3 separate regions of the Homo sapiens genome follow, and all the other regions are linked to region 1. Evidence: read pairs that join two places in POLR2A ChIA-PET (ENCODE). Cell type or tissue: CD4-positive, alpha-beta T cell. All regions are shown on one strand. Region 1 has its middle 45 kb from the start of LINC02694. Region 2 has its middle 12 kb from the start of RASGRP1. Region 3 has its middle 22 kb from the start of RASGRP1.

Region 1 (2,500 bases):
GCTGCAGAAAGGTGGCTTCCAGACAAGGGCAGAGGAGGCTGCACGAGAGGTTCTGCAGGCTTACTTACTTTTAATCTGCTAGGTTCTTCTAATCTGCTTGCTGCTGCTTTGCATATATTTATGGTTTGAGTGCCTTCTCATTCCAACTCTTGAAGTGAATTAGTCCCAGGGATTGAAGTCAGGGAGGCTTCTCTTGCATGAACTAATCAGCAGGGCAGGACCTGAGTGTACCTTGCATGGTCTCTTTCCCAAACTGGGGGCTTCCAGAATAGAGGCTGACACAGATCAGGCTCTGAATCTGGATAGAGATTCAAACCCAAATAGACAGCACCAAGCTTCAAGCCAAATACAATTGTGAATAAAATAAATAAGTGAAAGTAATGGATGAATATTTTTATGTTGATAGGTATCACCAAGCTTATGCTCTCAGCTCAATGGCCTGGCCACACACTGCTTAAACCTCCGGGCTTGGAGACCAGAGCTGTCCCAGAATGCAGTGAGCGTGTATGTTCTACACCGCTGGCCTCGACCATTGCATATAAACACAGGTTTCACTCAAGCTGTTCTGCAAAGGAATATAGGAATGCAGGTTATTTACCAGTGAAAGAGTGTTTTAAGTGTGTTTAGAGGTGTAGACTGCGGTGGTTTTGCATATGTGAGGTAACCAATCATAGGATATGATTTTAAGGTCCAGAGCATGCTAGGGTTCTACCCACACTACTTCCCATTCATGAAATAGCTGATGCCTGAAATGCCCTGTGACCTTTACAATCATTTGGCTTAAGGGTAAGAATATTTCTAGAAGGAACAGTTCATTAAAGCTTATTAATTACCTCTAGAATAGATGATCCTATAGTATCAAATTCCTGAGAACTGTTTTGGAGGAAGAAAGAACAAAGGTTTAAGGTGCCTGAGGAGATATTTTAGAAAGAGAAATGGGTACAGTGAGTTCCCCTCACTTTTCTGCATCAGACCAGCTCTGGGTGAAGATGAGAATTGGAGAGGCAGGAAGAGAGGGGAGCAAGGGAATTGGGCAGTATGGATGACCTCGAGTTCCGCCTTCTCTTTCCTGCCCAGTTGCCCTTCACTTCAGCCTGCATGTTGCTGGAGCATAGACGCCAGACTGGGTTTGGTTATCTTTGTCACCTGGAGGGGAAGGGGGTGTGGTTTTATTTTAACACGGCTTCCTTTGCTGCTTGGGTGTTGCTCTCACAAGTGTTAACTTGCCCTGTTTGTTGGAACCGAGTAGTTGCTCCCTAAGCCCTTGTATTTCAGCAGAAAGAAGAAAAAAGCATCTCTTTGAAGGGAAGGTGGGTGAAAAAGAAAGCCACATTAAAAAGCCAGCCCGTGTTAAATTTGGGCTTGCTCCTATTTGTAAGAGGTTTAAAAATACCCTGGGCCCTTTTCTGCTTTTGCACGCTTATTTAGCAGTTTGCCCCCATTTCCAAGCAGCCCCTTGTAAAGGCGCTTCCTCTGCTCGTACACCAGCTGAGAGCTTTTGTACCTGTTCTCTGAAAGATTCAGTGGCTCTAGAAACTCCTGTTAGAAGCTTGAAGACTCTGGCCCCAGCTAGGAAAGAAGATCTGACTTCAAACATGAGAAACACTAATGAAGAATTCTTCATCCTGCTCCACCCACCCCAGCACACGCCCCAATCAAACAAACCTAAACCCACACTTCAGGGGTGTGTCCCCGCCACCCCCAGCTACTTATTCAAAGATAAGTTGACTTAATTGTTGTTGTGAGAGAATGGTGAAGTGTGCTTATTCCATGTGGGGTGGGGGTTTAAAACAGTTGAGCAAGTCAGGGAGCCATGGAGCTCTTCCTAGGAAATAAAATCCTTTGTGTGTCCTATAGGAATGAGTTTTAAAATCTGGTGCTCAAAATGGAACAACAAATGGGAGCAGACACCAGTAAAGAATGGGTTAAATATAATATGATGTAACCATAAATAGATAACTGAACAGTTGCAAAAAAAAGAATGAGGAAGCTTTTTGGGCACTGACATGGAACAATTACCAAGAGATATTAAGTCACACAAAAGCGAGGTATGGCACAATGTGGATAGCCTGCTGCTGCTGTATAAAATATCTCCCCTATACACACAGATTATCTAAAATCCACAAGACAGGATAAATTTTACACTGGCTCCCAGTGCCCTAGAAGGTTTGAGCCCCAGGTCTCCTCAAGTGTAACCTTCCCAATATTGGCCTTATTGACTTTCTTCCTCTTCCTTTCCTCATTCTCCTATCAGATTAGTTGCCTTTGGGAGGGAAACTTCATGCCTGGGGAACCAGGTCAGAAAGACATTTCATGGCCTATCTTTTTGTACTCTTTGCATTTTAAAATGTAAATGTGTTGCCTATTTAGAAAATAATAATATGGTTTAAATTAGGTGGTCAAAAGCTTAATGGAGTAGCAAGCCTAATTCTGGGGGTGCAAATCTCCCACCTGCCAATGGCAAATCTGGTTAATCCAGCCAGCAACCATCCCCTAGGCA
Region 2 (2,500 bases), 75 kb after region 1:
GACTTGTGAAATACAAACTCTATATTCACAGAGAACATGGTTATCCTCGGGGTTGAACTGAGACAATCTCACTTCCCAATTCCAAAGCCAGAGAGCACAAAAGAGATGAACATAGAAGATAAATTATTTTATCCCATGTTATACTTCCATGGGAAGTATGGGGAGACGGCTTTCTCCCTATGAGAGTTTCACTCCTTATTCTCATGACAAAGAATCAAGCTGAAAAAAATATGCTTAAGCCCTGTGTGGGATGAGGAAGATTGTGCTTTGGCAGAGAGGTAGTGGGAAAACTGAAAATCAAGAAGCAAAATGCTTGTAATCTGTGTATGAAGTGGACTACTTTAGGACACCTTAAATATGGGTAAAGTATGACCCCTTTTGAGGGAGAAAAAAAATTTTGCAGCCTTTAAGGATGCATCTGCAGATGATCGCAGTTTGAGAAACACCCACCCACATTGATTTGCAATGATTTTCTCCACTGCTCACATGCAAGTTTATCTATTAATACTCAGGAGTTTTCATTTCAATACTACGCTTATCACAGTAATTTTAAAAATGCATATTAAATTAAACAGTTTTGTACTCAGAAAACCACATCCTTTGGCTGGTCCTGGCAATTTGAATCTTTCTATGAACGCTTTTTTCCAGCTTTTACCCTTGTATCTTCGTAGGTGTTAAATTATTAAGTAGCGTTAATGCAGTAAGGTGCTGGGTATACAATAGGAGTCTTAAAAATAGTGGTTGCATTACGAAACTGGTTTTAGCATTTAAATTATTGCTCTTCGGATTGCAATGCCAGGCTTTTGAAAGAGGCCCAGTGCTGAATTTTAATTAACTCAGCCTTCTTCTCAGCAGCCTTCATCTCAAGCACCCAAAGGCAAACTTGGCAGTGGTGTTAATTTAATCACATCCAAAGTGGAGCGAGGGATTTAAGTAACTCACGGGGGACTCTTCAAGGTGTGAAACCTCTCGGACTCTGTGAAGGCAAAAAGATTAAGTCAGACTTGAAACTTTACTTACACCTTGGCAGGTGGGGAGGAGACAGAATCAGAGAATAAGCTCCTGAGTGTTGTAGTTCAGCAAAGCGTTCTACTCTTCCTTACCTCTGCATATTCCTCTTCTCTAAAACACCTCCTCCTCTTTTGCCTCACTTGTGTTCAGCTCACTATTTATCTCACTCTACTTGTTAGCCTAGGCCTCATTTCCTCTGAGAGGTTAGCACTTCATCAGCCAAGATATTGGGTAGGTGCCCCTTGGATGTCATGGTGTAGCACTTATTAGGTAACCGAAACATTCACTGTTGTAGGCCCACAGCCTGGCACAGAAGAAGCACTCAAAACCCTAATGTGTCTTCAGTGCCTCTGCATGCAAGCTGTAGGTCATGGCATATAATCATCGCAAAGTTCTATTAGGTAGGTGTTGTTTGTACCCAATTTTACAAACAGGCTTAGAAAAGTTATTGACTGCTTAGAGTCACATTACTAAGAAGCATTAGGGCTGAGAGTTCAACTCAATCTAACTCCAAAGGTCACACATTTAACCACCATGCCATTCTGCCACCCAAACATTTGCAAAAAAAAAGATATTGTTTGATGAAGTTGAACAAAGTAGATTCACCAGCAAATTACCTTTGCTCCTGCAACTTACCTTTGCTGGCCTCACTCTCTGTTTTTGTAAACCTATTCAGGCCATAATCAGAAAGCAATAAGTTCTATGCCAGAATGAGTCAAAATAGCATTTATTTATTGAATAGGTACATGCAAATAATACAAAATAAAAGTTTCAAAAGGAGGGACAATGAAAAGTAAGAGTCCCCTGACTCAGAGCCACTGAGTTCCCTTTTCCAGAAGTAATCATCAAGATCTGTTGTTATCATGGGAGATAGACAGAGATCTGTATTTTGTAAACTGTGATCCCAACCCAGTAATGGATGGATTTAGTGGGTTCTGACCAGCGTATTTTTTAAAGTCATAATAGAAAAAGAAACAAATGTGAAGGATGAGAATGAAGCACATGTAGTAAGGGTAAATGTTGTTCGTGTATCTTGTGTTTCAGTTTTACACGTAGCATAAATGTACACCTGATGGTAACAGAGTATAAAATGGCTCCCTTACTGTGAAGCAATGTTTGAAGTAGTTTGAAAGCCACAGACCTGCCAGACCCTTACAGCTTAACATTATGGAGGTCACCTGTACCAAGAACCTTCCATCCCTGCTGCTCATTAGCCTGAGTGACCCCATTAAAACAGAAGTCAGATTCCATCCCTCCTCTGCGCAAACCCTTTCAAGAACTCTCCTCTTACCAGGAGTAAAAGCCATGAGACAACATGTATTTCAATTTGTTTGTTGTGTTAGCATCCTTAAAAAAACACCAACATGAAATTTGATCATATTTAGAGAGACTATTTAGGCCAATCTGACTGAAAATGTGGGTTTTGTGATCCATATAAAAGACTTTGGGGGGCTCTGGAAAGGGCCTTTGAAGAGACAGGCAGCACCCT
Region 3 (2,500 bases), 65 kb after region 1:
TGTAGCAGAAGCTGCAAGCAGGCTGGGTAGAACAACAAGGTAGAAAGATACTGAGAACACTGGGTGTCTGGAGTATTCCAGGACAGGATGGTGTAGGGTGGGAGCTTGAGGGACTGGGCAAAATAATCCCCAAAAGAGAAAAGACCATATCAGTCTTAATTTTCCCTAATTTAACCAGGTCTGAGCAAATGTCTGAATTTATGTCTGCATTGCAGAAAAATATTCACAGCTGTTGAAAGTAGATTTTGAGACTGGAGCACAGTTCCATTAATAGTTCAGTCATGAGAATAAAAGGTAAAATAAAAAGCTAAGAGTCTTGTTACAAAAACAAATTAATAAATAAAACTTCTGGGTTTGTAGTTAGAAAGACCTAAGGAATCATGATTGAATCACTTGATTTTATAATTCCCCATTTCTTAAAGGGAAGGCCCAAAGCCCTCAGAAAAGGAATCATGGAGAAGAGATTGTAGCAAGAACCACACTTCCGTCCCAAAACACTCGCATATATAAACACGCACACACACACAAAGTATGGTACCTGGCACGTGAGAACTGGTATCATAGGGGAACGTGGCCTCCACCAACATATTTAATAGCACATTGGCAACATTTGTACTTTCACTTTTCAAATAACTTGAAACTGAAAACTTAGGGTAAGGCCAGAAGTTTTAAGTCAGTGACTTCTCTTTCCCCAACCAATGGCTAAGTCACTTTAGGACAATTCTCACTTGAGGTGGGCCAAGGAGCAGCTTGTCACTAGACCAAAATTCTGACCCCATGACGCTCAGGTTTGTAACTTGTAGTTGATAGGACAGCTAAAAGGTTAGCACTTCCTTAGAGCATCAACAATATAGTTAGAGTTGGTTATTTACCATCTTTACCTCACCCAGCTCCTCATAATGGGTAATAACCAGCTAGCTGAACTGTTTAGGGTACAAAATCTATTATGTTATATTATGGGTAGGCAGTGTAGCAAAGTGGTGATAAGCTTGAGCTCCAGCATCACACTGACTTGAAACCTAGCTCACGGGTGTGTTCTTGGATGAGTTACTTAACCTTTCTAAGCCTTAAGTTCCTCATCTATAAAGCAAGAACAAATAACAATGGTAATTCATCACAAAGTTTGTTTGTGAGGATAAAGTGAAATGTATTCTTACTTTTTTTAATATACTTTAAGTTCTAGGGTACATGTGCACAATGTGCAGGTTTGTTTCATATGTATACATGTGCCATGTCGGTGTGCTGCACCCATTAACTCGTCATTTACATTAGGTATATCTCCTAATGCTATCACTCCCCCCTCCTCCCACCCCATAACAGGCCCCAGTGTGTGATGTTCCCCACCCTGTGTCCAAGTGTTCTCATTGTTCAATTCCCACCTATGAGTGAGAACATGCGGAGTTTTGTTTTCTGTCCTTGAGATAGTTTGCCCAGAATGATGGTTTCCAGCTTCATCCATGTCCCTACAAAGGACATGAACTCATCCTGTCTTATGGCTGCATAGTATTCCATGGTGTATATGTGCCACATTTCCTTCATCCAGTCTATCATTGATGGACATTTCGGTTGGTTCCAAGTCTTTGCTATTGTGAATAGTGCCACAATAAACATACGTGTGAATGTGTCTTTATAGCAGCATGATTTATAATCCTTTGGGTATATACCCAGTAATGGGATTGCTGGGTCAAATGGTATTTCTAGTTCTAGATCCTTGAGGAATTGCCACACTGTCTTCCACAATGGTTGAACCAGTTTACAGTCCCAAACAATAGTGTAAAAGTGTTCCTATTTCCCCACATCCTCTCCAGCACCTGTTGCTTCCTGACTTTTTAATGATCGCCATTCTAACTGGTGTGAGATGATATCTCACTGAGGTTTTAATTTGCATTTCTCTGATGGCCAATGATGAGGAGCATTTTTTCATGTGTCTGTTGGTTGCATAAATATCTTCTTTTGAGAAGTGTCTGTTCATATCCTTTGCCTACTTTTTGATGGGGTTGTTCGATTTTTTCTTGTAAATTTGTTTAAGTTCTTTGTAGATTCTGGATATTAGCCCTTGGTCAGATGGGTAGATTGTAAAAATTTTCTCCCATTCTGTAGGTTGCCTGTTCATTCTGATGGTAGTTTCTTTTACTGTGCAGAAGCTCTTTAGTTTAATTAGATCCCATTTGTCAATTTTGGCTTTTGTTGCCATTGCTTTTGGTGTTTTAGACATGAAGTCCTTGCCCATGCCTATGTCCTGAATGGTATTGCCTAGGTTTTCTTCTAGGGTTTTTATGGTTTTAGGTCTAACATTTAAGTCTTTAATCCATCTTGAATTCATTTTTGTATAAGGTGTAAGGAAGGGATCCAGTTTCAGCTTTCTACCTATGGCTAGCCAGTTTTCCCAGCACCATTTATTAAACAGGGAATCCTTTCCCCATTTCTTGTTTTTGTCAGGTTTGTGAAAGATCGGATGGTTGTAGATGTGTGGTATTATTCCTGAGGACTCTGTTCTGTT

What was found. ChIA-PET counts read pairs that join two places held together with the same protein. Peaks named below come from ENCODE experiments on the same cell type or tissue, not always from the same donor. Only the 100,000 strongest peaks of a DNase experiment are listed, where the experiment ranks them.
Region 2: POLR2A ChIA-PET joins it to region 1 with 6 read pairs; 12 of 35 experiments call an interaction of 5 or more read pairs at or near these places.
Region 3: POLR2A ChIA-PET joins it to region 1 with 9 read pairs; 8 of 35 experiments call an interaction of 5 or more read pairs at or near these places.

What each region holds. Positions count from the first base shown.
Region 1 is chr15:38,650,579-38,653,078 of GRCh38, reverse strand. No RefSeq gene overlaps it. Among named protein-coding and RNA genes, the nearest start is that of LINC02694, 45 kb to the left of the region's middle. In CD4-positive, alpha-beta T cell, no CTCF peak of the experiment used is centred here; DNase peaks (open chromatin) are centred at 1,228 and 1,638; H3K4me3 peaks cover 2,310 bases; H3K27ac peaks cover 1,722 bases.
Region 2 is chr15:38,575,779-38,578,278 of GRCh38, reverse strand. No RefSeq gene overlaps it. Among named protein-coding and RNA genes, the nearest start is that of RASGRP1, 12 kb to the right of the region's middle. In CD4-positive, alpha-beta T cell, no CTCF peak of the experiment used is centred here; no DNase peak of the experiment used is centred here; H3K27ac peaks cover 765 bases.
Region 3 is chr15:38,585,526-38,588,025 of GRCh38, reverse strand. No RefSeq gene overlaps it. Among named protein-coding and RNA genes, the nearest start is that of RASGRP1, 22 kb to the right of the region's middle. In CD4-positive, alpha-beta T cell, no CTCF peak of the experiment used is centred here; no DNase peak of the experiment used is centred here.